Linked DNA regions of Mus musculus: all the other regions are linked to region 4. Evidence: chromatin loops called from intact Hi-C (ENCODE). Cell type or tissue: heart. All regions are shown on one strand. Region 1 overlaps BC018473 (cDNA sequence BC018473). Region 2 overlaps Ube2o (ubiquitin-conjugating enzyme E2O). Region 3 holds the start of St6galnac2 (ST6 (alpha-N-acetyl-neuraminyl-2,3-beta-galactosyl-1,3)-N-acetylgalactosaminide alpha-2,6-sialyltransferase 2). Region 4 overlaps Mxra7 (matrix-remodelling associated 7). Region 5 holds the start of Snhg16 (small nucleolar RNA host gene 16). Region 6 overlaps Cygb (cytoglobin).

Evidence for each region. Peaks named below come from ENCODE experiments on the same cell type or tissue, not always from the same donor. Only the 100,000 strongest peaks of a DNase experiment are listed, where the experiment ranks them.
Region 1: a loop joins it to region 4, with 2.0 times the contacts of the local background. A loop is called at or near these places in 3 of 42 quality-filtered maps.
Region 2: it touches region 4 in a loop (2.2-fold over the local background); 3 of 42 quality-filtered maps call a loop at or near these places.
Region 3: it touches region 4 in a loop (2.5-fold over the local background); 10 of 42 quality-filtered maps call a loop at or near these places.
Region 5: it touches region 4 in a loop (3-fold over the local background); 14 of 42 quality-filtered maps call a loop at or near these places.
Region 6: it touches region 4 in a loop (8-fold over the local background); 39 of 42 quality-filtered maps call a loop at or near these places.

Annotation. Positions count from the first base shown.
Region 1 is chr11:116,752,249-116,757,248 of GRCm38, reverse strand. It overlaps BC018473 (cDNA sequence BC018473), which reads right to left. Exons shown (of 4, transcript NR_003364.1): 1 at 4,663-5,000; 2 at 3,584-3,679; 3 at 2,760-2,915; 4 at 1-1,956. Among named protein-coding and RNA genes, the nearest start is that of BC018473, 2.6 kb to the right of the region's middle. In heart, no CTCF peak of the experiment used is centred here; a DNase peak (open chromatin) is centred at 1,918.
Region 2 is chr11:116,552,415-116,557,414 of GRCm38, reverse strand. All of the region lies in intron 1 of Ube2o (ubiquitin-conjugating enzyme E2O), which reads left to right. Among named protein-coding and RNA genes, the nearest start is that of Sphk1, 22 kb to the right of the region's middle. In heart, a CTCF peak has its summit at 2,740 (motif pointing left); a DNase peak (open chromatin) is centred at 894; H3K4me3 peaks cover 991 bases; H3K27ac peaks cover 2,614 bases.
Region 3 is chr11:116,692,699-116,697,698 of GRCm38, reverse strand. St6galnac2 (ST6 (alpha-N-acetyl-neuraminyl-2,3-beta-galactosyl-1,3)-N-acetylgalactosaminide alpha-2,6-sialyltransferase 2) reads left to right here and starts at 3,039. Exons shown (of 9, transcript NM_009180.3): 1 at 3,039-3,262. The coding sequence starts at 3,141. In heart, a CTCF peak has its summit at 2,970 (motif pointing right); DNase peaks (open chromatin) are centred at 2,188 and 2,938; H3K4me3 peaks cover 1,455 bases; H3K27ac peaks cover 724 bases; H3K27me3 peaks cover 4,650 bases.
Region 4 is chr11:116,805,546-116,810,545 of GRCm38, reverse strand. The region is part of intron 3 of Mxra7 (matrix-remodelling associated 7); the gene reads left to right. Among named protein-coding and RNA genes, the nearest start is that of Mxra7, 20 kb to the left of the region's middle. In heart, CTCF peaks have their summits at 2,084 (motif pointing right) and 3,336; DNase peaks (open chromatin) are centred at 2,155, 3,225, 3,685, 4,215 and 2 weaker places; H3K27ac peaks cover 1,398 bases; H3K27me3 peaks cover 954 bases.
Region 5 is chr11:116,668,374-116,673,373 of GRCm38, reverse strand. Prcd (photoreceptor disc component) reads right to left here. Exons shown (of 5, transcript NM_001163318.1): 5 at 4,985-5,000. It overlaps Snhg16 (small nucleolar RNA host gene 16), which reads right to left and starts at 1,714. Exons shown (of 5, transcript NR_027821.1): 1 at 1,618-1,714; 2 at 1,019-1,210; 3 at 636-710. Snord1c (small nucleolar RNA, C/D box 1C) reads right to left here and starts at 869; the gene lies at 792-869. In heart, CTCF peaks have their summits at 2,040 and 4,285; DNase peaks (open chromatin) are centred at 1,133, 1,783 and 4,793; H3K4me3 peaks cover 2,451 bases; H3K27ac peaks cover 2,778 bases; H3K27me3 peaks cover 602 bases.
Region 6 is chr11:116,641,105-116,646,104 of GRCm38, reverse strand. It overlaps Cygb (cytoglobin), which reads left to right. Exons shown (of 4, transcript NM_030206.4): 4 at 1-510. Among named protein-coding and RNA genes, the nearest start is that of Cygb, 11 kb to the left of the region's middle. In heart, CTCF peaks have their summits at 2,680 (motif pointing left) and 4,732 (motif pointing right); DNase peaks (open chromatin) are centred at 194, 1,364, 2,144, 2,614 and 3 weaker places; H3K4me3 peaks cover 1,019 bases; H3K27ac peaks cover 1,549 bases.

The DNA of each region.
Region 1 (5,000 bases), 53 kb after region 4:
CTTGAGCTGGCCAAGCTGAAGAGACAGGGAGCAATCACATAGGTTGGGCTGGTTTGTATAAGCTTTCAGCAAGTCTAGGGTTCAGCAGTTTGCAGTGCATAGGTGACCCGGGATGGAGTCTGTGAGCAAGTGAAAATCTTCTGAGACAAACATAGACTAGGAAAGACATAAAATTTGCCTTGAAATTGGGGAAGGAGAGGCATCCCAAGACCAGGGCAAACCCCATTCTCAGGAGACTCAGGTTGTAGATAACTGGGATCCATTTGACCTGAGACAGGTGGGTCCAAGTTTTATGACTTCTTTGACACCCTGAATCTTACATGAATTTTTCCTTTCCAAAAGGAGATACATTGGCAATGCCATCGTACCGGAATCTACATCGTAGAAAAAGTAGCGAACAGGCGTCTGTAAAAGAGCAGGAGTAGACTCCCACCTTTGAGTCTAAGCAAAAACTATAGCTTTGTGTTAGAAATCATGAACGTTTTCTTTCCCTCTGCAGAGAGCCAGGTACATAGATTGAACAGAGATGTTTCAGCCCATTGAGAAGCATCATTAAGTCTATACTTAGAAGATGACCGAAGGAAATTCAAATTCTTGAGCTTGTGGCCAAATAGGAAGCAGTCGGTTACACTTTAGTGGGAGTTTGTGGTTCTGTTTATTATTTTCCCGTAGACGTTGGGGGTCACTTCTAGGACCTGGACCTCTGTCTGCCACGGTAAGTATAAATATCTTAAATGCCATATTCAGCAGATCTCTGGCAGGCTTGAGGGCTAGTGTCAATCATAGAGGGGCTCCCCTTGGCGTCAGACAACAGAGCAGCAAGGTTGAAGGTAGCCCACTGGTCAGAAGTTATGTTTGGTTGGTTCAAGAGGAGGGCCTGATGCTGAGTCTGCTGTGCACCAGTCATGCAGTGGTCACAGGGGGCTCATGAGTGGGGTCTTTCCCACAGGAGGAGTGGTAGTGATCAAGTTCTGTCCAAAAGTCAATTTATTTGAGTCTTCTGTCAATAAGGCTATGGCTGCAATAATTCTCAGGCAGGCAGGCCAGCTGATAGCCACAGGGTCTAATTCTTTTCAAAGGTAGGCACCTGGCACTGCTATGGCCAAGTGTTTGAGTGACAACCTCTTAGGGGTCCTCCTCCTCTCATCCACAAACCAGTGTAAAAACTTTCTAATGTCAGAAAGTGATACACCTAGCACAGAAAGCAGGGCTTGTTTAATCTGTTTGAAGGCCATTATCTTCAACCTCAGTCCATTGAAAGGTATTATTAGGCCTCAGGGTGACATCAAATAAAGGGTCTGCCTAATTCAGCCAATCCAGGAATCCAGAGCTTACAGTATCCTGCTGACCCCTCAAAACTCCCTGATTTGCCTTTTTGTTGATAGGTTGGGAATTCTCAAGATTGCTTTTTTTTTTTTAAAGATTTCTTTATTTTATGTGAGTACACTGTAGCTGTACAGATGGTTGTGGGCCTTCATGTGGTTGTTCGGAATCGAAATTTTAGGACCTTTACTAGCTCCACTCGGCCCCGCTCGCTCTGGTCAAACTTGCTCACTCTGGCTCAAAGATTTATTTATTATTAAACATAAGTACCCTGTAGCTGAGTTCAGACACACCAGAAGAGGGCATCAGATCTCATTATAGGTGGTTGTGAGCCACCATGTGATTGCTGGGATTTGAACTCAGGGCCTTCAGAAGAGCAATAAGTGTTCTTAGCCGTTGAGCCATCTCGCCAACCCAAGATTTCCTGTTCACATGACATAAACTAGGACTTCCTCCCTTCATGGAATCCCAAGTATGTGGCATTCCGGTTGCAGAGTTGGGCCTTCTTGGTGCACATCCATCAAGTATCTCAGGCATTGGAGAGGTCCTAGGAGCTCTTGAGTGGCCATTGTGCACGTGTCCATGTTGGCTGGCTGCCCTGATGAGGTCATCTGCATATTGGAGTAACATCATCTGGGGAAACATCAGGTGGCACTCATTCAGAGCTACATAGAGAGCCTTATCAAAGATGGTAGAAAAGGTTCTGAAACCCTACAGTAGCCAGATCCATGTCCATTGTCTGCTGAAGCCCTTGCCCAGATCAATCCATTCAAAGGCAAACAGGGGTTGGCTTTTTAGGGCCAGAGGTATAATGAAATAAGCATCTCTTAAGACCAAGACAATGTGTATATGTCAGACAATGATAGCATATTCAACAATGTATATGAGTTAGGGACTGTGGGGTGAATGTCTTCCACACTTGTTGACATCCCTTAAGTCTTGGACTGGCCAGGCATCTTTTGTCCCTGGTTTCCATACAGGAAACAGTGGAGTGTTCCTGCAGGGACCTATAGGAGTCCCAGTTCTCTCAGTCTGTCTATATGAATTATGATTCTTTGTCAGGCTTCCAGGCTCATAGGGTACTGGCACCCCCATATAGGCTCTACCAAAGCCTTGTGTTGAATGAGGACTGAGACCTGTTGCTGGCAAGTCTACGAGGATTGGCTTTGCCTCAGCCCCTGGGGAACCTGTCTAGCAAATAGTCCAATAGGTTATCATATCAGGGAGGGCAGACTGACACGGGGGAGTGGGATTGGAGGTGTCAGGATATTCCTCAGCTAAGGGAAGGGTAGCTCACGTCTCAACTCGGTTGCCCATCCTGTTTTTAATGATCTCATCATTAAAGGCAATCTGAGCCCAAAGTATGTGTAACGAGTCTCTTTCCAAGAGGGTGTTGGGGCATTCAGGGATAACTAGAAAGGAGTGTGAAACAGTACCTTTTTCGAGGTTGACATGGCATTTCCTTGTACTGGGGGTATTGTTTAGCACCAGGCTGCATCTCGTGGCTAGGAGTCACTTTGGTTCCTTCAGTTGGCTTCCATGCCTACCAGAAAGTCCATTGGTTTTTCCTCCACTTTCAAGGTTACCATGGGCTAAGGGAGGGAAGAGATTGAGCCATGACCTACTTGGTCCTTGTCCAATCCTGGGACCTTGATCTCGCTAGAGCTGAGTCATTCTTCCTTCCCGTGTCCTAATTCTTTGCAGTAGACTCATTGGTTTTTCTTGCAGGTGGCCAGTGGCAGCCTTCTCTTGCCATTATCAACGGCCTGTTCCCTTTTAAATCTGAACCTAGGAATGGACCCTCTAGTTCCCAGCCAACATAGCTTGAGCCATGTGTTTCATCTGCCATTCATCTGGGGTGTCCCTGTTATTAAAGACTCTAGCCACAACCTCAGCCAACTTAGACAAGTTTTCTCCTCCAAAGTGCTCCAGTCTTTGAAGTTTCTTTCAGATATCAGGGGCAGACTGGGCCATAAAGGCAGTATTATCAAGGTCAGAATGGGCCATAAAATCAATATTATCAGGAGCAGACTGGGCCAAAAAGGCAGTATTCATGGCCCTCCTGTTTCCTTATGCTTTGGGATCTATCAGGATATAAGTCCACCAGGCTTCCGTGAGGCATTCCAGGGAGATCACAGTCCAAAGGACACTTCTTGGGTTCCTGAATAACCTGACTAACTTTTGGCAAATTTGTAGGCCAGCAGACAGCTGCTTGTAGTACTCCCAAGAGTCTGGTGAAAGACCTTAAAGGGCTGCTTACCTGCTGCCTCATTAGGGTTCCAATCTGGGCATATGAAGGGTGACTGTTGTCACTAGGAAGCAATTTCCTGGCTTCCCAGAAGATGCATTCCCAGGCCTGTGAGGAAAAGAACATCTCAGGAGTTGTTGACAGTCATCCCAAGTTGGCTGATGGGTATAGTCTCCAAGAGAAAAGTTAAACCCTGGAGTTTCTCTGAAAAAGAAGGATTCAGATTCTTTGAGGATAGAGGTCAAGAGGCTGTTTTAAACCATGAAAGGGTCCTCATCTCGGGGCCCATGGGAGGGTCCTCATCTCGGGGCCATGGGGAGTGTCCACACCTTACATAGAGTTAAGGTGGGGACTCTGCCAGAAGTGGTCTTCCTCACTAAGATCTCTTCAATATCTGGAACCGGTCCTGGTGTAATGGGGACTTGGGAAGAAGGAGTTAGAGGTGGAGCTCCACGACAGGGATAGCAGAAGTAGGAAGAGATCCATGAGTCGTGTGAAAGGTTGGGCAATGGAGGGGACAATGTTAGTGAGGAGGTGTGTCCTTGTCCATGGAGGGGAGACCAGGAATCTCCCTCTCATCCCTCTGAGACTTGGGTCTGAGGGGGAGGACTTAAGAGGCGCTGCTCGACTCCAGCAAGAGAGAGTTGAGCCATTCAAGTAGCTCTTCCACAAGACATCACCAAGCCTTGAAGTAGGAGCCTTGGCCAGAATGTCCTTATCATGCAAAGTTGACAGCCTGTGTGCAGTAAACCACAGTTAAATTGAAAGTACCCCCTGGGCACCAGTCTATCCTGAAGGTGGGCCGTTTGAGATGACAGAATGTCACAAGATTGTCAGGGTAGACTTTATTACCAGATGGAGAAGTTTCTTCTAAAATTCCTTAAAATGATGAAGAAGCTCAAGAGAGGACTGGGTGGCGAATTGCTTCTGTTCTGTCTTAGAATCCAGGACCAAGAAGACACAGACAGTGAACAGAGAAATGAATGTAAGACCAGACACTAACAAACACAGAATGTCTAAATGTGACAAAGGGACTGATAGAAGAAACAGACAAACGAGACACCCCCCTCCCCCATCAAAACCAGACTCACCTCCAGTGTTTCCCCTGAAGTTGCCAATTCAAAAAATTGCACTTCTGTATCAGGGCTCTGGATCCTGGACAAACCCCCAAAATGTTGGTGTGCGATGGTGCGGAGAGTCTGGTGAAAATCCAACAACAGGAACACACCAAGTTGTTGTTGTTGTTGTTGTTCTTTAACCAGAGAAACTTTGTTGATTTGAACAGCAAACTGAGCAGTCAGGGATACAACACAGATGCAGCTGCTGCCACTGCAACCCTTACTCTTCTGGGGGAGCAGGTTTTGAACTCAAAAACCACAATCAACGTGTGTAAGACAGCATCATGAGATGGAAACTCACAAGCAGGTGG
Region 2 (5,000 bases), 250 kb after region 4:
AACCATAAAATTATTCCATTGCTACTGCATTTTGCCAGTTAAGAATTAAGATGTGGGCTGCCCTTGGCCATTTCTGGAGCAGGTTAACTGACTTCTGTTTACCCTAAGTTGTGACCAAATACCCTTCAGTAGGACACATTACACCTTCACTGGGAACAGAAAGATCACAGAAAGTTCATAACAGCCAGAGGTCTGGAAGAAGCAATACCTTCCAGGCATGCTTTCTGCATTCATGAATCTGCACCACCTCTGGTTACCTGTACAAGAAGTACACAAGATGAAGCCAGAATGGAAGCAGGGGTGCTCACAGCCCAGGTCCTAGACAAGTTATGGACAGTCGGTGGCTACTGGGAGGCAGGGATGGAGAGTTGGTTTATCTTAAGGGCAGGTCAACCATCTCCAATGAATGGCCCCACACTCAAGAATTTATGGGCAACACAAACTGGGGTCAAATAGTTTGAGGAGGGCGGGATGAACTGTTGGAACTTGGAAGAGGGTAGGGATGGATCTGGGATGAGTTAGGGGAGATGTGAGTGTGACCAGGATACAGTGTATGTATGCAGTGGTAAGCTCATTTAAAGAAGAAAAAGAAGCATGATGTCACTATCTGATAAGTGGCCCTGACCCACAGGTTGCGAAGCTCTGGTTTAGGAGGTGCTTTTCCCGTTCTGACCAAATCCCAGTGGGGAGGAAGACACAAGGTTAGAGGTCATTGTGGTACCTCTGCCAGCTCAGTAGGGCCAGCCTGTCCATGGGCAAGGTGACAGCATGGTGTGTGCCAGGCCTTAGAGACTGTTGGGACTGTCACAGCCGCCTCTCATCCCTGAGGTCTTACAGCTCACCTGTGCCTTTCTACGACTTTCCCAGGCTTTTGCTTCCCTGGGGAAAAGAGTCAACAGGCTGCAGGGCTGTGAGTGGACAGTGCTGTTTCACAGTCGTTCTGCTAGGTCATGAGACCTCTCCCTGCCTGTGTGTGAGTGCTCATCTGCACGTCACTGGAAAGTTCTAGTGTAGTCTTTGGCCACCAGGAATGATCTAAAACAGAGCATTCAGGAACCGAGTCTGCCATAGGAGGGTGAACGCCTCATGTTTCAGTGGGAAGGACCTGCCTCTGCCCCCACAGCCTCGGACCAAGGCTTTCATGGATCGTTTGTACTGCCTTTTCTTACCAGATTTGCAGTTTTAAAAATAGCAGTGCTGAGTGACTCCTTTCTCAGGCGAGTCTGCCTAGCGAGGCAGGATAGTGCGCTTTGTAGAGTGGCTATTGATTGATTAGCTGTCATTTCCCAGCTTTGGGGAGCCTGGCCACAGCAAGTCACTGTCCTGCTTGGGTGGAGCTCCTTGCTTCAGCCTTTCAGGAAGGGTGGTGGCTTGATGCTGCCGAAAGACCATATTATACAGATGAGGGACCAAGCAGGAGGAACACCTGCAAGGAGGTACCTAGGGCTGCCCCAGTGATTGAGACCACATCCTCCCACCAGGGCCACGGTTTACTCATGACCAGGAACCTACCTCTAAAATTGCCCTCTTGTGCAGGAAGCCCTTCCCCCTGGAAGTCTTGAGTGGCCAAACAGTGTCTTCTTGGCACTGGCAGAATCTGATCTTTGCTTCCATGGCAACAGTTCTTGCCTCTGTATCTGTCATTCTCAGCACTTCCCATCCCCCTAGTACTGGCCCACCTGAGCAGTCTCCCAAAGCTGAGGCTTTGAGAGCTTGGCAGCCAGTGCATCTTTCCCAGGCTGAGCCACAGAAGGGGTTGTCAGGGAGTTCTGGGTAGGGCATGGTGTTCATTATTTTAAGCCACCTTGTTTTAACACCTTGACCTATAGGCCAGTCTGTTAAAAACAAATGTCCCAGTGGAGTGTGATAGCACACCCCTGTGATCACAGCACTCAGGAGCCTGAGGTAGGAAGACCATGAATCAAGGTCAGGTGTCTCTGGGCTGTGTGGTGAGGCTTGAAGAAAGAAACAAGAAGGGAATGGATTCCTGATTTGTATGTCAGCGGTGGAGTGTGGCACCCATGATGCTCTGGGTTTGGTCTCCAGGCCTTGGGGGTGGGGTTGAGGGACTACGTGAACATTGCTGTCTTCATCCACATATTCATTCAGTAGGTTTGAAGTGAAAAAATCAGAACTCTAGTTTAATTAGAAATTTTTTCTTTCTTGTTTCTGTCAGTTTTCTTTTTTTCTTTTCTGAAACAGGGTCTCGCTGTGTAGCCTTAGCTGGCTAGGAACTTTATATATGTAGACCAGGATGACCTCAACCTCTGGCTCTGCCTCCCAAATGCTGGGATTGAAGGCATGTGCCACTATATACAATACACTACATGTGTATTGGTGGCTTGCACCATGTGTATGTCTGGGAGAGGCTAGAAGGAGGTGTTGGATCCAGTGGGGCTGGAGTTACAGGCTCCTATCAGTTACCATATGGTTGCTGGGAACTAAACCCTGGGACTCTGGAAGAGCAGCCAGTGGTCCTAACCACTGAGCCATCTCCTGCCCTAGAACAATCTTTAAAGCACTTACTGGGATTCTGATTAGCAGCCACCCTAAACAGCCCCTTCCCCCCAGAGCTCCTTTGGCCACCTCTGGTTTTCACTGCTCCATGACCTCGCTGATGCCAGTCAGAATTCATTACCAAATTCCATTCTCATTTGAAGGGGTCTCCTCTGCTTCCACCAGCTAGTTGCCCTTCAAAAGCAGCGCAACAGCATGTAGCCAGCTATGCGCCATCTTGTGGTTGCTTAATGTAAAATGCAGCATCTTGAAACCGGCCCGAGCTCTCAGGACCTGTATCTTCTGTCACGGTTATGATGCGCTAATGAGATCAGAGCTCATGAGACCCTCTAAAGGTCTGCACTCCCAGGGAAAGGAAGCTTCGTGTGTAATTGTGCAGGAAGCATCATCTTTTGTCCTGGTCTTGGTGCCCTTGTACCAAGGGTCTGTGTTGTACCTGTTCCTCCAGGGTACCACAGCCTGCTGTGTTGTCTCTGGGCTGGACCTGGCTCCGAGGCTTACTTCATTGTGGCTCAGCCCAGCCCTGCACCTCCTATCTCTGAGTGGGACCAGACCTCCCCTTGACGTGCCCAGCTGCAAAGCCCTACTTGTTCTCTTCCCTCCAGCTACTGCCGGGCCTGAGATAGCGCCTGTTTCCTGTCCTGGGCTTGAGTGTTGCTGTTTCTTCCTGTGGCCAAGAGCTTTTTGTAATACTGTTGAGGGGTCTTAGCAGTAACCTCTGAAGACAGACACACATCCACACATTCTGATGTGCTCAGACTCAGCCTCTAGCCATAAGCCATCACTAGGATTGGAACATCCCAGCACATAAAAGGAGGTAGGTAGAGAATGTTAACCACATAAGCTAGAAGGTTGTTAATACTACACAATTCATTGTGGCGTTTACTCATGACTCTCCCTGATAGACTTAAAATCCTTCCAATTTAATAATGCACTGAAGTCATGATACAACCTTGTTAATTTCTGCATCTCATTCCAGCCTTTGTGTTTTCACGAGCATCTGGCTTCTCTAGCTGAGCTGTTAGCTCCTCAAAAGCCTGCCATGGTGCTCTGGGCCCTGAGGGCCATGCTGACTTGCTTGGGGTTCTGTAGGATGTACTCCTCAAACAGACTACTCATGTGGTAAAGCAAAAGCATGGCCTGTGGCAAGAAGAGGTGCCAGGCAGGTGGCCCCCAGGGCGCCTGAAGATTGGAACATAAGCTCTGGGGTTGCACCTGCAAGAGTGCATCCAGCCCAGGACTGTCCTGTCCACAGGGAGACTTCTGGTTTCTAGGATGTGTGCTGGTACCCACTCAGGAGTGGCAGTGCTGTGTCCTCAGCAAAACTCGGTTCTTGTGTGCTCCCCCCGTGCCTGGAATCCCACTTTTCCCTGTTATTTTGCCTCCTGTGGTTTTGTCTCACTCTCCCTGAGAAATAGACAGATCTTGCTTCCAGGTATTCTGAGCACTTTTCAGTTGGTGCTTTTGTTCTGCTCCCTGTCCTGAAGTACTTACTGCTGCCATGTTCTAGAAGAAGTGGAGGTGCAAAGATGGGTCTTTGAAGCCTTAGTGATTCGCCTAAACAATGATGGCACCCCTCAGAAGCCATTTTCGTTAGCTCTGGTGTGTGTTCACCAGTTGTTACCTTGGGATGCCAGCATGCCCTGGCGCTTTCTTCTTATTAGCCTGGAAATAGCAAGTGTGGTGTTTGTACAGCCAGTGATGCTGCTGTGGGCCGAGGTAGGTGGGTTCTTCCACAAAGGGTTGCCTGGAACCAGCTCTGCTCACTGACTCAGCCTGGCCTTCTAGTTCCCTCTCCTCCTGGGTCACATAGCTGCAAGGGATGCAGTCTCAGCTAGTTCCTTAACGTTTCCCTCTCGTTTACTTTTCTGTTTTGTTTTTAGACACAGTCTCTCTGTATAGCAGCATACCCTAACCCCCAACTCATAATCTCTTGTCCCCAACTCCTGAGTGCTGAGATGACAGCTGCACACCACCATCCCTGGCTGCTTTCTGATCTTGCATGCTAGCCTGGCATAGTGTCCCCTTCAGGAAGTGGCTGGAGTCCTGGCCTGTCTCTATGTGGCCTAGCTCTGTCGGGTTGGAGCAGAGGAGCAAAAACAGGGTCCACTGCAAACTGTCTGTGTCTCCACTCATTCCTCTTCCAGGGATGCAGTGAGGGCAGACAGTTTATCAAGCTTCAGTGGGTGAGGCCTGGCTGGTGCTGGGTGCTCCTGCTCCCATGTAAATGAAAGACCTGGTCGTGGATACACCCCTGGGGAATACGGAGAGATGGAGATTTATTGCTCTGAGATTGAAGCCTGGCCACACCTCCCGTCTTGACCTTCACTGGTGTGGCTGGTGGCTCCTGCTCTCCAGACATATATGCTTAGGCCCATTAAAGCCTTTCCTGTGAGGACTGGAGAGCTGAGGACCCAAGTTTTGTTCCCAGTGTTGATGTCATGTGGCTTACAGTTGCCTGTAACTATAGCTCCAGGGACTCT
Region 3 (5,000 bases), 110 kb after region 4:
TCAGGCCACAGGTGTGAGCAGGAACCAGTGGGAAGACAGTTCTTAACCATTAGTCACACCTCTGAGGACAGACACATCCGCCCTTTTGTTCCAAAGTTGCCTAGTCAGTAAACAACCTAGGAGGATGAAGATGGCGCCTTCCTCTGGAGCAGGGGCACATTTTGGCCCGTTGAGGGGAGGGTAATAAGGCTCTCTCTGTCCAGCAAATGCACGTGTGCTCACAGCTGGCAGGTCATTCAGTATCACGCGTCCCTCTGTGCAGAGTTCTTGGTCTGTGCTGCAGGCTCCTTCACCTCTCTGCCTTATCCCGTTGGGCTTGCAGGCTCCTTCGCCTCTCTGCCTTATCCCGTTGGGCTTGCAGGCTCAGAGACCCAGCATGAGGAGGCCAATGCTGCCTATTTTGTAAATGACACTCTCATCCAGGAGTCTTGTCTTCTTGACCTGAGTCTTGAACCTGTGCCTGGCTAACCTGTCACCTGACCAGAGGGAAACATCTCAGTAGTGAGGGGCATGCAAGTTAAAACAGGTTTGCGCTTTCGTTTCTGAGACAGGGTCTCACTATGTAGCCCTGGCTGTCTTGGAACTCACTATGTAGACCAGACTGGCCTCTAGCTCTCAGAGATCTGCAGGTCTCTGCCTTCCAGCACTGAGATTAAAGGTGTGTGCCACTGTACCCGGGCTTTGTGGTCTTTATTTGATTGCTGTTTGACACAGGGTGTCTTAGTGTCATGTCTTTGCTAGGATAAAGTACCCTGAATAAGACCAAGGAAAAAACCTGGCTTCCAATCCAGGTTGCAGTACAGGACTGAAGGGAGCCAAGGAACCCGAAGCAGCTAATCTGAGACATTAACTCATGTGGACCAAGTCAAGGTCAGGCCGGGCTACAGAGCAAGTACCAGGCAAGCCAGGGCTACCTGTGTAGCCCTTGCCTCAAAAAAAGAAAGAAAAGAAAAAGGAAAAAAAAGCCAACCTGGATCTAGGCAAGCTCTGCTCCAGACTGATCCCATTAACAGTTAACAGTAACCACTGGGTGGAGTCTCACGTATCCCAGGCTGGCCTTGAATACTCTTAAGTAGGCAAGGATGTCCTTGAACTTCTAATCCTCTTGCCTTTCCCTGTACAGATGTATGCTACCATAACTGTGGTACTGGGGGTTGACATAGAGCTTTATGAGTTCGAGGGATGCATGCTACCAACTGAGCTAAATCCCCAGCCCGATGCTCACTCCTGTTGAAAGAATGGCAGAGACAAGAGAGAACTTGGCAGGATGTTCCAGAGTCACTAGGAAGCAGAACCGGAGCGGAAGCCAACCAAGACTTGGGCAATGGCTGGCGAGAAGTGAGCGGAGCTGGGTTTCTGGTGGTTCGGTTCTGTTTTGAAATGAGTGGGCACGTGGGGGCAGGGAGTGCTGCAGCGCAGATCCAAGCATGAATCTGTGTAGAACTTTGGTTGGGTGGAAAGCCAAGCCCGCAAGTGGATTTGTGCTGCTGCTGAGACAGCAGCACAAATTATGACCTGGAGAGCATAAGCTCCTGAGAAACCTGAGGTGTCAGGACAGACTGGATGGGAGGAGTGAGGATGCTTTGGTCCAGGAAGTGTTGCTATGGGACACTGTAAAAAAAAAAAAAACATAGACCTACATCATTAACATGGATGGGGGGCAACTCCCACGGAGGAGGAGAGAGCGAGCATCCCCAGGAAGGGAAGAAACTGTACAGGGTTAAGTAACAGCAATTTTGACAAAGGAAGAGCGCAAAGATTGAAAGGAAAAACTGGAAATCAGGGGCCATCAAAATGGCTCAGCAGATAAAGCCCAAGGTCCCGAGTTCAATTCCTGGGACAAACTTGGTAGAAGGAGAGAACGAGATCTTCTACAAATTACGTGTGCCTGCACATCAACAAGTGTATGGACATGGAGAATAAAACAAAACGTGAAAGCACAAATTCTTAGCTGTGGCCATTAGCACCACGACACTTTCAGCTCGGGAACAAAGGGCAGGATTGATTTGATTGGCTACACTCCAGGGACTCCGTCCTGGCCCACACAAGACTGGGTCGCAGACTGAAGAAGCTGCTCTTATCCACAGACCCAGGGTCTGACACTGGGCAGATACCAATTCGTGAACCCCAATTTTCTCAGCTATCAGACCAGATTAAAGCTTGGGGAGCCGAGGTCCACTCTCCCAGACTATACTGAAGAACACACCACCGATGGCTCACAGACAGAAAGGGCTCTGCTTCCAAAGAGCAGGCCAGTTTCCCCAGCCCCGGGCGATGTTGATGCTCCACCTCTCCCAGTCTCTCCGCCTCTCAGGCCAAGTCTGAGCAGCGCATGGAGAGGCCTGGCTTTTCTGCGTGTTGCCAAACAGAGAGGTAACAACCATCACCGCGGGCTCCCTGCGTGACGTCCTCCATCTCAATGGGTAGTCACCAAATAAACAGATGACAACCTAAGCCCCTTAGTGCACCCCACGGCCGGCGGCTCCCTACCTGAACCCTCCACCTTTAACCCCAAATCCAAGCTAAGGGGTTTCCTTCCATTATTTGAATATACTCTTCTGCAAGTACATAAGGTACAAGAGCCTTAACCCATCAAGTCCTCGGTCCTTGTGAGGGAGCCGGCCAGATTGTTTCACAGCTGCCAGCCACCGGCTTCTGGTCCAGAAACCTGGGGTGGACATCCCTAAGCGCACAGTGCTCAATCAGGGCAGCAGACAGCCTTGTCTCCTCGTGCCCTTCCCACCCTTCACTGCACATGCTTGCCCTGGACGGTGAGAACCGTACATCCCTGCCCGACTCTGGAATAGGTACATCCGGGGTGTGGCTCTCGTTGGAGAGCAGCCTCAGGGGTAGCCGCCATCGAAGTCCCCCGGGGACAGCCCTGGAACAGCGCTCGCGGCTCCAGCCATCCGCAGCTGCACGACGGCCTTAGAGACGCTCAGTCTCTGGAGTTGCTGCGACCTAAGGCCTGGCGAGGACACAGGGGGGAGCTGCAGGACCCGGAGGCGCGCGGCAGCCCGCCCTGGGCAGGGCGGGGCAGAGCAGGGCCGCCGCCTCCGCGGGTCCCACTGGGACGGTCCTCTCCGGCCGGGGGCTCGGTGAGCAGGGCGGCAGACGGGGCGCACCCCGGCCAGGCTCACATGGACCTCCCGCGCCGCTGGCTCTTTCGGATGTTGTTGCTCGTTGCCACCAGCTCTGGGATCCTCCTCATGCTGTACTCCTCGGCGGGGCAGCAGTCCCCTGAGACCCAGGTTCCCGCCAGGTAAGCGCTGCGGGGCGCTGCGCCCAGGGCGCGGGGAGGGCGTGCGCTCCCAGCTCTCCGGACGCCCGCGGACACCCTGGAGCGACTCGAAGCGGCGACGCGCCTTTTGCCGCCTTAATCTCAGGCTGCCTCCCGGACCCTGGGGCCTTTGCTCGGTCCGGAGCACGCTGGCGACCCTGGCGTTTTTGGTGAATTCCGTCCAGGCCTAATTGGGAAGCTCCCTGTTGCCACTTTCTTCCTGGATCCACTTTTAGGGTGGGGACTCAAGTCCCCTGTTTTTCAACTTTGTCCTTCTCTTCAGGTGGCCAGTCTCCTACTGCTTGGCTCACTCCTCACTCTGGACTCTGAGCTCAGGCCTACCTGCACCTGGCTCCCTTTTACCTGGATCTATTATTTGTTTGAGTAGTTAGCTTGATAAGCTCCATCTGGGCATGGCCCTGGGGAAATGCAAACTCCGTCTGGAAACACACAGAACTTGTTTTGAGCCTCCACCTGGCTCACTGAAGGAGCCTCGAGAGGGTTTAGCTTTATTTCGGGGAGGTGACCTAAGCCATACCTAGAATCTGGGCTTGGGCGAGGGGGTCCGGAAAAACGCACAGCGCAGCACGCAGCTTCTGCACACTCCTGAGCAAGCCTTGATGGGATGAGAACAAGTGGGTATCTAGTGTCTGGCTGAAGGACACACATCAGTCGCAAAATAACAAACCACTGAGTCTGGTCCCCTTAGCTGGCAGCGCTGAGGCTGGCAACATCCTAGAAAGGGCCTAACATGACTTCACACGGGAGGTCGGTTACAGTTGGATCACACCTCATCAGAGCTTTTCCTTTTTAAACAATATCGCTATTATTTCTTTTATTTTTGAGGTCATAAGTACTTGGTAGCCCCTTTTCTTTTCCTCCCTCTGAAGTCTCCTATATACTCCTCCTTGATGTTTCAAATTGCTGGCCCCCTTTTAAATTTTTAATTGTTGTTACATGCATATGTATATATGTACATATATGTATATACACACATATATAATGCATATATGTATATGTGAATACATAATATATACACATATACATACACACACATATATGTATGTATGTGTGTATATATATGTGTGTGTATATATATATATATATATATATACATATATATTCCTAAATATAGCCTGCTCAGTCTGTATAATGTAGTTTGTACATATGCTTTCAGGGCTGACCACTTGGTATTGGATAGCCAGCTGGCGTGCCCTCTCCTGTGGAAGACTGCCTCTGCCGCTCTCAGTGTTCTGAAGTTGACTGTAGTTCTTTGTGAAAGGGGTAAAAGCCCCAAGGTGTCTCCCTAGTGCATCTGGCAAAACCTTTTTCCTTCTCAGGAGAACTTTCTTCCTTTCAAAATCTGATTTGAGGGCTGGGGATATAGTTCAGTTGGTAGAGTGTTTGCCTTCCATGGATGAAGTCTTGGGGTTTGGTACCCAGTACTAAAACTAAGACAACAACCCCTGACAACATCTGCTAGGAACTGAAAGCCTGTCCTTTTCCTTGTTTTTGCTGGGGTTTGCTACAGTACAGTAAAACCTGGGTGTGAGGGAGGAAGGGGCAGGTTAGGGTTCAACCTGGCTGTAGGAGGAGGGTAGGTAGTCCAGCAAGGTAAGTGGCTTTCTGAGTATGGCCAGAAGATGAGCATCCTTGTGATCAGGGCCAAGTGACAGTCAGGTAGGAGAGAGGCTGGGCCTGCAGTGTCCAAGGGGGCTCT
Region 4 (5,000 bases):
ATCCTCCCTGAGCCCCGGGCTGCTATGGGGATGTGCATACATCTTGTGAGGTGCCCGATGTGGCTTTGTCTCACCCAGAGGAGAGGCAGTTGGCTGTACAATGCAGGACAGAAACCCCGAGAAGGCCTGCACTCCCTCCCATGGTGCAGGGCTGTTGATCTTCAGAGCTGGGCCTGCAGACCAAGGCTAGGGCCTCCTGTGGTCCACCCCATGCTGGTGTTAATCCAGAGGGCAGACAGGGTCATTTTTCTGAGGCTGTTTTGGAACTCCAGCGTCAGAGCTGAGGTGTTGCCACAGATCCAGCCCTGGCTGGAGAGGAGAGAGAGGGCAGGACACCCTGCCATCCTAAAGACCCCTGGGGATGGGAGCTTGGCAGCACCATGGCCCCATTCTATCCACTCAGGTTAATGCACTGTAGGCCTTGAGGGGCTGTCATACAGGAAAGCAGTTAGATCTCGAGTTTGGGGTCTGCCACTGTCCCCTGTCAGAGCTGAGGCCAAGAAATGAAAAGGCAAAGTCGCTTCTATGTCATTTACAAAGACAGCAGACTCCCCACTGCCTGAGGACCTTCTTCTCCAAGTCTTTGGGAGTCTCTAGACCACCCATGACTCGCTCTGCTGTTGACACTCAAGGCTGTTCTGTGAGCTGCAGAGTGTGCCAAGGAGCTGCTCCGAGTGAAGAAGGAGTCCCTGACTCGCCCTCTGCACAGAGAAGTCCTCACTGTGTGCAGGAGGGACTGGTTGAGGTCCCAGCAGGGCCTGAGTTCATTTCATTCCATTGCCCCAACCCAGCATGCTTCCTGTGGCTCTCCCACGCCCATCTCACCTGACATCTGCTTGCTCCCTCCCAGCCCTGCACGCAGGCCCAGCCGGAGGGGCATCCCCTGACCACACCTCTGTGCCACATCTGATGCTGGGGGTTGCAGAGGCTGCTCAGGTTGGCTTCACCCTTCTGTCTCTGGCTTTTAGAAAAACGATAGCTACATGACAGATCTGGACCCAACGGGATTTGGGGAACGGCTCTAGAACTGTCCCCTGAAAAATAGCACCAGTGTATTTGCTAGCTCAGAGAACAAAGGTGCCTGCTGCCAACCCTGCTCAGGCCTGCCGCCCTGAGTCTGAGCCTCAGACTAGTTCGATAAAAGGGGAGAACCAAGTGGTATGGATTGTCCCCCAAGTTCCACATGCACACAAAACAAATACAAATGTAATTGATAATAATAATAATAATGAAACCGTTCATCTACATTACCATCAAACTAATGAACCACTCTCTCAAGCTGGCAGGCTGCCCGTCAGACCTGTCCCTACCAGCACAATGCCTCTTTCTGCTTCTAGGCTGATAAACAGGCAAGCAAGCACCTTGTTAGCAGGTAAATGGTGCACTCTCTCCCTCTCACTTTGAATCATTAGCTGGGCCACCGCAGCTGCGCCTAGGGCCCAGCTCTGCGGCAGCGCTCTGCTCTGTTCTCCTCAGGCTTGATCACACTCCTCAGGGAGCAGCACTGAGCAAGCTGGATGCCCCAAATGGGTTCTCCTACCATCCCAACTGAGACTTTCTGCCCCTGGATCTGCTCAGACAAAACTCCTGTCCAGAGCCTGGGAAGTGAGAAGGCAGTAACCGCTTAAATCTCTGCTGCTCTGCACGCTAACCTTTTTAAATTCCCTCTGGGTGGGCACGCACACTCCTCCCCTGCTCCCCACATTGGCTCTGACCCTGCCGCTCTCCGAAGCTTCCCTCAGTGTGCCTGGGCTCATTGGATGGCAGACTTTTGCTCTCCCAGGCCAAGAAGCCTGGCTGGCTTTGCTTTTTAGCAGGATATCCCACCTGCTGGTCCCAGAGAGAGAGAGGAACCCAGCTTGTACACTAAGCTTGTGCTGCCAGCCCGGGCCAGGCCCCTCACTGCTGTGCCTGACTGTCTGTAGGTCTGTTATCTTTTCACTCATGGAAATAGACAGGACCCAAGAAGAGGGTTTTGTATGACATGTTAGGGCAGTTAGAAAAGTGGGGACCCCCACCCCCAGCCTTACCTTAAGAGTTCAGGCTCTTCCTGCATAACGGCTGAAAGCATGCAATAACTCCAGCTTCCAGGAGAGGGCGCCAAAGGCACACAATCAGACCTCGGGCCTTCAGAGAGTCAGAGAGTTGGCCAGGCTTTTGGCCCTTCTGGGGAACCTGCAGGGTTAGGTTCAGAGCCCTCACAGCAGACGAAGACCCAGGCAGCAGGAAGCAAAAAAAAAAAAAAAAAAAAAAAAATTATCTAAGGCAATAGGAATTCCATCAGTGTGACCACACAGCCAAGGCTTAGCAAGCTCACTGAACATCGTCTCTGTTTCTCAGAAGCTGAAAGTGGCAGAGGGACAGCTGGCTTTGGCTGTGGGGGGGGACTAACAGAGCTGTGTCCCTGCAACATATGAGGAGCAAACTGCTGGTCTAAGAAAGCAGCAGAGCCTACCATGGCCTCTGCAATTCCAAACATCTTCCTTCTCGTCCCTGTGCCCACCCTCCTGTCCTGTGCTGCTTCTGAAATCGACTGAACAAAATACATGATCTCTCTCTCCCTGTTTCTCTTTACAGAACTGAAGAATAATGAAGGTGTCCTTAGCCTCTTCCTGAAAGCTTTCCTTCCTTTTGACATCCTAAAAGCTTGAGAGATTTAAAAAAAAAACAAAAACACCCCCCCCCCCCCGAGGAGCCAATGCAGGCTGGGGTGCGTCCCTGGGCTAGCAAGATCCTGGGCATGGCCTTGTCTCTGTCCTCCTCAGAGGAGGAAGCTTGCCAGCAGTATGGGCTCAGGCTTTGAGCTTTTCTTACCAGCCATGTTTGCTCCCCACAGCCTTTGTGCCCCCCCCCCACACCCTGTTCCCACAATCCCTCTGTGTTTTTGTTCTCACTGAAGCCAAACCACCAGATTTGAGAAGTAATAGACAAAGGAAGTGAAGTCCACTGGTACTCACGGGTGGTCACCCACACTCACACACACACACACACACACACACACACACACACTCACACACACACACACACACACACACACACACACACACACACTCACACACACTCACACACACACACACACTCACACACACACACTCACACACACACACTCACACACACACACACACACACACACACACACACACATGTGGGGCTGGGGCACTTTCCTCTCAGGCCGGAATGACTCATGTCAGGCATTAGCTTTAATAGGGCCTCCGTTTTGTGCTCCCACCCCCACCACAGGAGTCTCGGGTCCAACCCTCTCAATACTAAGAAGCCTTCCCAGTAGTGTTCTTACCGGCTCAGCCCAGTCTCCACTTCTGCGTGCAGAAGCAATGACAGTATTAGCCTCCAGGAGACTTCTGGGCCGTGCATTTTCTAAGTTTTTTTTTTTTCTAGATGGCTTAGAACCTCAGCAGATACTCACTCACCGTTCCCAGGTTAGGTTTTTTTAGAATTTTATATTTGATAGTATTTATACCAAATGACTTGGAAGTCATAGACTTGTTGGTGAAAACGTTTTTTTCTAAAGCACTAGTTTTTTTTTGTTTTTTTTTGTTTTTTTTTTAAGAAGACTTCCTATTTAACAGAAGCCTGGAAAATGTCCAGCATCAACTCCTAAGCCGTGTATTCCCGACGGTCTCCTCCCTGATAACTCGGGTTCCGGGCTTAGGGCTGAACAGACGACAAAGCAGCTGTACACACACAAACTGTGCACACACACACACTGCCTTAGCTAGACACAGAGCCACATGACCAACAGTCACACTCAACTGTCCCTAAACAGCAATAGCCAAGTCCCTGCCTATGCTGGGATCTCCTCCACATAGAATAGCGATTTCCTCTGGATATGGTTAGCTAGGCTTGTGTGGAACCTGAGCATGGCTTGTGGGCAGCAAGGCCCTGGCACTGCTGGCGGCTTGGCTCCCTGTGTTCAGCCTGTGTTCAGGCCAATAAACATCGAGTAGAGAACCTTGGTTACCGTGTGTTTCTTCAGTTTGCTTTTTTTCTTTCTTTTCTTTTTTTTTTTTAAATCTTTAGAAACAATGGGCATAAGTTTAAGCCTTCCCTCATTTTGATGTCTTGGACAATCCCAGCAGAGTATGGAGCCCTATGCACACCTGATTGAAAATACACATCCCAGGGCTGGAGACATGGCTCTTGGGCCCAGAGCATTTGTTCTTGCAGAGGAGATGGGCTCAGTTCCCAGCATCCAGATGATGATTCACAGCCATCCGTAATTCTAGCCTCAGGGGATCCAGTTCCCTCTTCTGACCTCCGAGGGCCCCAGGCAAACACATGATACATATACATGCGTGTAGGTGAAACTCCCATACACATAAAAATAAGGATAAATAAATAAATGCCATGGCCCTATAAGTAGGGGGTACTGGTAGCATCAGCTGTGATCGCAGTATCTGCAGGCAGATTTTACGTAGCGAATTCCAGGCTAGCAAAGTCTACATAGTTAGACCCTGTCTCAACAACCCTGCCTCCAAAATGAACTCTAAAAATTAATAATGGTAATAATAATAATAATAACAATTATTATTATTATTATAAATACACAGCCATCATGGCTGCCAAAACCTTACGGACATTCATTAAGGGACTGTGCTAACCATGCACCTGACAGTGATTTCATCCACGGCTCTGGGGGGGCATCCTCTCTGTTCACCATACCCATTCTTCACATAGTAGGGTTCAGAGTGCAGCCTACATGGCCCCTCTTCCGTTTACAGCAGAACTGATGACAGACCTAGTTTGTCCAGAGAAAGGAGGGTAGGAATCGGGACATCTGTTAATCCAACTGCTAGAAGCCACTGTGGACAGAAAACCATTGATTGAGTGGAGGGTGGAGGGTGGAGGTGAGAACTCACAGCAGAAGGAATGTCATTGAAAGCACAAGAGCCTGGCACACTAGCATGCTGGCACCTGCCTTTGATCCCGGCACTCCAGAGGCAGAAGCAGAGGCAGAGGCAGGTGATCTCTGCAAGTTTGAG
Region 5 (5,000 bases), 140 kb after region 4:
CAAAAGCATATGGCTGTCTGTTAAGACTGAGGATTAAAAAAACCTATCTCAGGAGGTGCTTAAACATAGCCAGTGCTCTGGTCTTGCTGTGAGAATGGTCATCAAACCGTTTCTCCATGCCTGCTCAAACCTCGAGGACTCTTAATTCCACTCCATACCCGTCTCATCCACTGACCTGGGTGGAAATGTGTGTATTTTAACACTTTTTACGTGTTCTGAGAGATATCCAGGTTTGGAAGCCAGTGATTCTGTGTTACAGAAGACAAGGCTCTGTGCTACTCCCAGGTAGCAGGCCCAAATCTTTACTTAACCCAATTTCTAGGCCAAAAAACAGCTTGGTGGCTAAAGGGGAAACCAAACTCACTCAAGTCAACCAGACACATAGATGCAGTGGCACACGCATATACAAAAGAAACAGAACCCACTCACTGAACGTCAGTTTACTTAGCAGTTGAGTGAGGAACAATTTTGTATTCACCAATGTTAAATGCAGCTTGTGAGAGTGCTGAGTAAGGAGGACCACGCCCTCCTCTGGACAATCAATCCCCAACAACCTCTAACCCCACCCCCACCCCAAACCTAACAACCAACCCTTCCCAGCTACCACAACCCCTGCGACTCTATGAAGCTCTTACCAGGCGCAGGCATCCTGAAGGCCCTTGTGCACCACCACGCCTTTCCATGATGCTTCCTGGAGACAACACCTCCGTCTGAAGGAGTAATAAAGAGATCCCACTTCATTCTAACAGAAGCAACCTTACTGTGGTCATTCTCAAAACAGACCTCAAAACGTCGAGCCTCAGTAAACCATGACTCTTCACAAAAGTGTCATTTCAGACAGGGATAACTTAAATCATCCTCAGCTCAACCAGCAAGAGGCCCCCCAAACCCCCCAGTGCCAACCCAACTCATTTTTGGAAATCCGGTTCTGGCAACCACGTTGAGTTGCAGAACGACACTCTATAGCCCCAAATTACACCGGCACAGACCCTCTTCTGGACTTGTTTGGAACCCTTACCGACACGGGCTGCAGAGGGCTCAACGCGCATTCTTCTGGCTGAACTTGAGAACTATGTCTGAGGCAGATGCCCACCATCTACCTATGCCTTCTGACGGGTGGACCACACCGAGCCCGTTGGCTTTCAGGGATCCAGCCATTACTTCTGAGACGGAACCTGCATCTTGTCTCCCGAGTGCCAAAAGGCAATGCCTTCGGGGAAGGAGAAGTTATGCCGCGTTAGAGCTAACGGCTTTCAGTTTTCAATCCCGTTCATGACAATCTGTAGTTAGCAGGAGTCACTCGTGTTCACTTAAGGCCACCACCCTCAATGGAGACCCCAGGGAAGACAGAGCTGAGCACATGGCTGGCTTTGGGTCACAGAGAGAAGACCGCTCCCCGCCCCAAGAGAAGGGAGATCGAAGACCAAAAAGGGCTTCATCCCGTCCGCATCAAACGTCTCGCAGTCTGGGGAGCATTTCCTTAGACAGCATCTCAGACCTCCTAAGGCCCACAATAGCAAAGGAAAGGGCTGATCGTCGACACGTCACCTCCGGAGAGAGCAAGCGTGTCGACGGTATGTGTAGGAAAAACCTCATCTTCCCTTTTCCACAACTTACCATCACCCAAAGCTTAGGCCTTTCAGGGAGAACACCACAGACCCGCGCGGCCATAACTTCCAAACACGCGGCAGAGGACCTCGGAAAGGACGAGATCGCGCTTGCGCGCAGTCTTCCCGTTTTCCCTCCCCTCCGCAAGTCTCGCCGGAACTCTCGCGATGTCGAGAATGGTTTGATGGGAAATGTAGTTCTAAATCTACCGTTGCCAAGAATGGGTCGTCTCACCTCACATTGAGTGAAGAGAAAGGGGTAAGATGGTGGCAGCCACCAGGGGCAGCAGAGGGTTCGGGGTAAGGAGCTTGGACTGTGAACTTCGGCGGTCCCCCGCTAAGTCTGGGGAGGTGGAGAATGTTCGAGGGTTCAGGGACCGTTGAGGAAACTGAGGCTCGTTAATTGTGCTGCAGATTTTTATCTGGGGTGGAGAAATGTCACTTGGCTTAGTTCCTTAGTGAAGTCCAGGGAGAGTCCCAGGGAATGGGCAGAAGCTTTTAAGATGGGGGCGAGAGCGGGTTCCGGCGGCAGGGGGCACTCGAGAGCTGCAGGGGCGACCGTCAGTAGCAGCAGCAGCAGCCCCAGGTATTCGCCTGCCTGTGGCACTGTTCTCACAGGGAAGATACAATGAAATCGGCGCTGAGGACTAGCCGGTATAAGTTGGAGATAAAAACCATTTTAATAGAGGGGTTTAGTGTGAGGATTAGGAGAAAGAGAAGCGCTCAAGAAGAATGCATACCCAGGGTGGGAACTGGCTCAAGGAGAGTTGCAATTGATTGTGTTAGCCATGTATAATTCTAGTAGCTCGTGAGTTACATCTTAAAAGGTTGCTAGGAGACACCCCCTCCCCACTTTCTTGCTATCTTGGTAAGTGAAATAAGTGTGCTGGCCCCAGAGAAGCGTTGGATGGAACTGTAGGCACAAGTCGCTAGGGGTTGCATGGGGGTGGGGGTGGTGTAATTGGTGAGGGTCGCTGAAAAATTGTAGTTTAATATCTGGGAAGGGCAAAAGGGCCTTCAGCAGTTGGTAATTATGCCAGAATTCTTGTTTCTCTGTTGGCAAGAGACTTGACAGGATTCCTGAATGAGGGACCCTCTTCCTCTATCGTGGGCGTGTTTTCCATGTCTTTCGATCCTGCCTCGTTCGTTTAGAGTATCATTTTGCATGGGGCATCTTGACTTCATTTTTAAATAGGACAAAATGGCAAGGCAGGGCCAGAACTTATACCTATTTACAAGCTAGTTTAAATTTACAAGATCTAGAGCCTTTTATTCACAACCCTCGCCCGGTCCTCCAGTCCTCCTCAAATGGAACTCTGTAGCATTTAGCCTGTATCATCTTTTTAATGTGGAAATCTGTTACTCACTCTTAATGACCATATCCGTGTATATTTCTCTCCTTTAATTTAATTGTGAGTCCTTTTGGGGGGAGGGAACTCTCTTAATATTTTTTTTATTCCCTCATAGTGCTGGGCTTAGTGTTGGGCTGTGTCTTTCTCACAGAATGTCCCAAGGAGATAATCAATAATGTATTCAGCAAGAACACAGGCCCTTGAATTTTCTATCTTACCCTTGAAGACAGACTATTTTGTTGAGTTCTGACAGGAAGGATGCATTTTCTCTCGGCACATTAAGTTCTTTCATGTGAGACTTGCAGGGGGAATTCTCAAGAATTTGCCCAAAGCCGCTTGTGAAACTCGTGGGCACGTGACCTTCGGCAGACAAGATAATAATGGTAGTTAGCACATGACGAATTGGATTCGCTAGGTGGCTGCTCACTGTCTCAGGTTCTTTAACCCTCGCTATCTATGAAGCCCTGGGACTATCCCATCTGGCAGATGAGAAGACACGTGTCAAGAGGGGAGGGGAGGGGCTGGTTAAAGCCTCAGTGGTGCCTGACTTGGTTTGATCTCAGCCCGCAGAGTTTATGCTTTTATCATTCGGTTGCTAATGCGCTGAGCGAGTTGACCTACTACATAAGAGCTTTTCTTCCAGGGGGACAAGTAGGGCGGAGGAGGATTTGTGTCTTTAAAAATTGACGTGTGGGTATGAACATGTATGCAGGTGCACATGTATGAGAGTAGGTGGGTGCATGTAGAGGTCAGACATCAACTTTGGGTGCCTTTCTCAGTCACTCTCCACTTTAGGTGTGAAGTCCAAGTCTCTCACTAACCCTAGAGCTTGTGGATTGGCCAGACAGACTGACCAGTGAGCTCCAGGGATCCCCTGTGTCTCCACTTTCCCAGAGCTCAGACAACAGACACTGTTCCCACCTTCTGCTGCTGCTCTGTTTACTTATGCAGTGTGTTGGCGTGGGGGTCGCCTGCGTGTACAGTCTGTGCACCACGTGTGTGCCTGGTGCCCACGGGGGCCAGAAGAGGGTGTCAGATTACCCCTGGGACTAGAGTCACAGTTGTAAGGTGCCATTTGGTTTCTGTGACTAGGACCTGAGCCCCGTAGAAGAGCAAACGCTCTCAGCCACTGAGCTATCTCTCTAGCCCCTCACCTGGCTTCTTAGTGAGCACCAGGGATCTGGCCTCGTGTCCCCTTCTTGGGCAGCAGGTGCTTTACCAATTGAGCGATGTCCCCAGCTGCATTTTTCTGTCTTTCCAGAGGTGGTTGGAGGCTAATAAAGTAACATTGACACAAGGATGCTGGCCACCTGCTTTGTTGGTTTGAGCCACGCGGTGGCAGAGTGGAGGAGGAGACTCTGTAGGAGCCTTTTGGTGTCTGGCTTTGGGATCTCCTGCTGTCTCAGGGCTCCAGGCTAATTGCCACTCAGTGTGCAGAGAGGCCACTATTCTGCCTGTAGGTCTCTGTGTGGGTTTCACACCTGGAAGGGCACACTTTCCCCTGCACAACTCAGTTATACGTCGTGGAACAGCCACAGACACACGGCCAGTAAGAGTACCACCAGCAGCTGGGCAGTGGCCGCCCAAGAGGCTGGAGCAAACTCCAAAGGCCTTGTGCCTGAGCAGGCCCGAGGTACGACTGTGTGTGTGGGCAGTCCAGAAATAACTGGAAAAGCCTCAAAGGCCGCATCAGAATCCCTGAATGAGCAGCCAAGGTCAGAGCTGCTCAGAATGAAGTGCTAATGCTACTGTGATCTCACTTGTGCCCCGTGCGGCTGAGATCCGGTGCAGCTGAGCCGTGTGTACAGTGGAATCCCATAACCATTCTACGAGATCTACAAGTGCAGACTACAGCTATCAGGTGAAGCACCACAGTCCAGCGCTAAGTGTGGGAAACAGGCAAGCTGGCTATCAACCCAAGGCTCAGAGTTAGTCAGCTGGCCTTGTGGGCAGGGGAAGTCACTGACAGGATTTGAGAAAGATGTGGTTTCTGAAACCCGTAGCAAGAAAGCAGTCTTTACAGTATTGATGCTCCCTTCTT
Region 6 (5,000 bases), 160 kb after region 4:
TCTCCTCCCCTCCCCTCCCCTCCCCAAGGGTTTGCCTGACTGGCTTGTCCTGGAAAGGGCAAGGATCAGGGCACACACCAAGAGTTCAGGAGATCCCAATGGGATGTTGGCCAGTGTATGTGTCCGGTATATGGGGGTGGGGGTGAGGGGCAGCCTCAGTGTGGAGCCCTAGAATGTCAGCCTCACCTGCTCACTTCAGACAGCAGCCAGGCCACAGGACGGGGGCTGTCCTCACACCCCTCAGCAGACCAGGGCCTCTCTCTCCTGCCCTCCTCTGGGGCCACCTGCTCACCCTCTCCACATAGTCTCCTTAACATTGCTGGGAACCCCGTGTGTACCCCTTGGTCACGTGTACTGTCCTGGAAGATGTCTTACTGCTGTGGCTACCGTGCCTGCGTCCCCTCTGGTCCCACCCTCGCACAGCCTTCCTGTAACTGCCTGTCTTTTGTAGTTTCTGATGTTTGTAACCAGATCCAGCTGTGTCATTAAACCAGGTCTGTTCTTCCTGTCTCTGGCCTCTGCTTGATCTTTTCCTCCTGGACCTGCCGTCACCCCTCTCTCCCCTCAGCAGTTCTAGCTAAGGGTGGTTTCATTGAAAACAGTTCCATTGAGGGAACCCCTTCCCTTGTGCTGGCTCTAGCTGCTCCTGGGTGGGGCACTCTGAGTTGGACTGTCGATTGCTCAGAGGCTAAGAAAAAAAGGGCAGAAGTTGGATTTTATAGGAGCAAGGGATGGGTCTGTCTTACTAAAACTTCAGAGAAGCTAGGACTATCTGGTTTAGAGCTTTCTTGGGAGGTTGAGGCGGGGTGGGGGTGGGGGTGGGGGTAAGTCACAAGTTTAAAGCCAGCCTGAGCCACTTAGTAAGTCCTTATCTCAAAATAAAAAATAAAGAAAGCTGAGGGTCCAGCTCAGGGCAAGAACATTGGCCTGGCCATACCCAGGCCCTAGGTTTAATCTCCAGAAATAAATAAATAAATAAATAGATAAATAAATAAATCAGTGCCTTTTGGATTTTGTCCAGGAAATCTGGCAAGGACAGGGTCAGTGTGGGATAAAGGGAGTGTTGTCAGAGCTGGGCTTGGTAGCACACATGTGTCATCTGAGCACCCACCAGACGGGGAATGGAGGATTACAAGTCAGAGGACAGCCTGGGCTACATGATAAGCCCCTGCCTCAAAAAGGGGTGGGGTGGGAGTACTGTCCAGCTGTCCATGCAGACGGGCCCTGGTCGTGTACACTAGTGACATAGCCAAAAATTAAACCTCAACCTTCTAGGCCTGCGCACAGACATTTCACTCGAGATGCTGAATAGGCCCCGATGCTTCCGGGATCAGCCCTTGGGTACAGCAGAAAAGGAGCCCTGCTGGAATTAACCTTCAACCCTAAGCTCTCAGCCCAGAAACTCTTCCCAAGCCCCGCTGAGCAAGGCCTGTCCATCCCCCCATAGCAATGGTCACAACAGCAGCATCAAGTCTCTGAGGAGAAACCAAGGAGGTCACCATAGGGAGGGGTACAGGAGAACCGGAAACCGCTTCTGCCCCTTGGGAGGGCTTCAGGCTGTCTGAGAGGACTCAGCTAACAAGGGGAAAAGTCTTGTCTCCCAGTTCCTGCACTTGAATGTAGGCCGCTCCTCTCTTCATCTCCTGGGCGCCTGGCACAGCAGAGAACTCGCTGGAAATCCAAAGAATAAATAAATAGCAGTCTTAGAAAGCAACACAAACACACGGGCCAAGAGTGAGCCGGGAACCGGAGGAGGATGCAGGGTGCTGAGAGGGCAGCGCAGGCCAGGCCTTTCCAGAGAGAGAGCATGCCAGACTGGTGGCCTCCGAGTTCACACTCAGTCGGCGGCGCTGCTGTGTGACTCTGGGCAAGAGAGCAAATCTTTCAGAGCTTCCATTTGAAAATAGGAAGCCCGGTGTGGTGATGCTCCCAACACTGGAGAGGCCGAGGAAGAAGGACTACAAAGCAAGACACAATGTTAATTCCTTTAAGCAAAAGTCGGCCTTGCAAGACAGTGGGAGGAGCATGGGGGCGGGGTGCAAGAAAGGTGTTCGGAACGGGGCGGGCTGGCCAGACTCTGAGAACCAGGAGAGCCGAGGACAAACTGAGCCGCTGAGCAGGAATCCCGTGAGAGACACTGGGAGGAGATGGAGAAGGGTGGGGGGTGTACCATGGCAACAAGAAAAGGCCGGGAGCCTCTGAGCCTCCTGATCCCTGAGGTCCAGCCAGAGCTGGTTGGTGGAGTGTCAGCAGGTCAAGATAGAGCGTCATCTCCGAAAAGGCCTCCCCACACAAGTCTTGAGAATGGCGTGGGTGGAAATCTGGAGCTATCCTGGAACCTGCTATTGAGAACTCTCCCTGATCCCTACCTTCTAGAGAGGACGTGCACCATCACCCCCCACGGACCGGGGATGCTGAAGGAATAGGGGGGGGGGGGTGCAGGCGACTCCTGGTTTTAGGCCTGTGCAGGGACGATGCCTGGGCTTTTGTCCTGTGTTCTACAAGTAGTCAGCCTTCTTAGTGAGAGGCAGAGCAACTGGGTCAGCTCCCCCTGGCGAGATCAAGCTGAGAGCCACGGGGGGTGTGGGCATCGAGCGAGCGGGGAGCATCACAAGGAGACTGCCACCTCTTCCCTGACAAAGAGGCCCCCAGTACAGCTCCACAGCGACCCCTGCTGGCACTATCCAGGAACTTCATCCAAGAAAGCATCCATCTCTAGCCCGCCAGCTTCCTGGCTCCACATTACACCATAAGGGAGGCAGCCTTACTGGGACCTGAGATGATGCAGACTCCAAGAGCTTTCCTCAAGCACAGGAATCTCAACACAATGCAATAAAAAGCAGAAGATGCAGAAAAAACAAAAACAAACAAACAAACAAACAAAAAAGGGCTGTGGTGACCCTTGCTTAGAAACGCAGGCAGATCCCTGGGGCTTGCTGACCAGCCTTGCTTAACTGATGAGCCCCAGGTCCCTGGAGGAAGACTGTGTCTCATAACAGAAGTGGGTGACTCCAGAGAGACTATATCTGAGGTTGCCCTCTGTCCTATACACAACAAAAGAAATGAGAGAAGCTGGGGAGAGGGGATGGCGAGGGTGGGGGAGAACACGGAAGCCTATGCAGCACTCGGGGAGGCTGACAAAAGGGGACCACTTTAAACGCAAAAGCAGCCTAGGCTACAGTAAGACCCTGTCTCAAAAAACCAAACAGGAAACTTTGCAGTTGGCTTTTGTCAACTTGACACAAGCTGGAGTCATCTGGGGAGAGCCTGTGGGCAAGCCTGGGTGACATTTTCATGATTAGGGATTGGTGTGGAAGGACCCCGCCCACTGTGAGCAGTGCCATCCGCCTTCAGTCCCAGCTCTTGGGAGGCAGAGGCAGGTGGATTTCTGAGTTCAAGGCCAGCCTGTTCTACAGAGTGAGCTCTAAGACAGACAGGGCTACACAGAGAGACTCTCTATCAAAACAAAACAAAGAAAAAGCAATGAGAAGAAAGCAGACTGAGTAAGCCATGAGGAGCCAGCCAGGAAGCAGCACACTCCACGACCTCTGCATCAGCTCCTGCCTCCAGGTTCCTGCCTTGACTTCCCTTTATTGAACTGTTGGTAGCTTTAATTTTTTTAAATATTTATTTTATTTATTTTATGTATATCAGTATACTTTAGCTGTACTGATGGTTGTGAGCCATCATGTGGTTGCTGGAATTTGAACTCAGGACCTTCAGAAGAACAGTCAGTGCTCTTAACTGCTGAGCCATCTCACCAGCCCTTGATTTCCGTTTATGAAGGATTGAAATAAACCCTTTCCTCCCCAGGTTGATTTGGTCATGATGTTTATCAGAGCAATAGAAAGTCAACTATGGCAGGCGGCCTCACCTTAGGGGCTGGCCAACATAAATAATCCAATGCTGTTCTCCATTGGCACGTTGCCTGTAAACAAGAGGGGATCTGCTGTGCCCCAGGCCTGCCCAGGGCAGGGAGAGTAGAAGTTCTGCTGGGCCTTAACCAAGGTGCCCAGTTTGATGCAACCAGGTCAAAGGGCAGTTTAGGAAGACAGCAACAACAGACTTCAGGCCTGCCTGTGTGGCTTTGGCTTCATGCTCTTCCAGCAGCCTGGGAAGGTGACCTGTGCCTGTTTCACCAACAGCTTCAAGGAGGCCCAGGAGCTCAGCTGGCAACACCTATGGCTGCCACCTTCAGACCTTGCCAAGAACTGAGAGTGGTGCCCAGCAACCTGGCCCATATGCTGGCCTCTCTGCCAGGGCCTCCGTACAGCTGTCCAGCAGAGCCCATATTTCTCTGTTTTCAAGGAAAGGACAGTCTAACACCTCACTCTTCCTCGGTACCCCAATCTCAGTACATCCACTCTGCCCACGTTTAGATGCCACTAAAGTGCATTTTTAGAAAGAGCAGGAGGAAGGAAGAAAGGAAGGAAAGAAGGGAGGGAGGGAGGAAGGGAAGGAGAGAGGAAGGAAGGAAGGAAGGAAGGAAGGAAGGAAGGAAGGAAGGAAGGAAGGGAGAGAGAGAGGGAGGGAGGAAGGGAGGAAGGCAGGAAGGCAGGAAGGCAGGAAGGAAGGAAAAAAGAAAAAGAAAGTGAGAGAGAGAGAGACCTGCATAAGTGTTTGTTTTCTTCTTGGAGACACAACAGCTTTGCAAAGTCATTAAGACCAACAACCAAACATGGTACCTCCTGTTGTCCATGTCCCATGCAGGGCCCGAGGAGGCCAAAAGAGGGCGCTAGATACCCTGGAACTGGAGTACAGACAGGGGTGAGTAGCGGGAACCAAACTGGTTCTTTGCAAGAACAGCAAGTGCTCTTAACCACTGAACCATTTCTCCAGTCCCAGGTGAGGGGCTTTTGTGGCCTGGAATCAAGCCCGTGGTCTCCTCAGTCACAGAGACCCTTACCTGACCGATCCCACTGGAGTCCTCATTCTTCACAGTTTGATTCTCTTCAGCCTCAGCTCTCTCCCCACCACAGGGCAACAACCCCTGACCCATC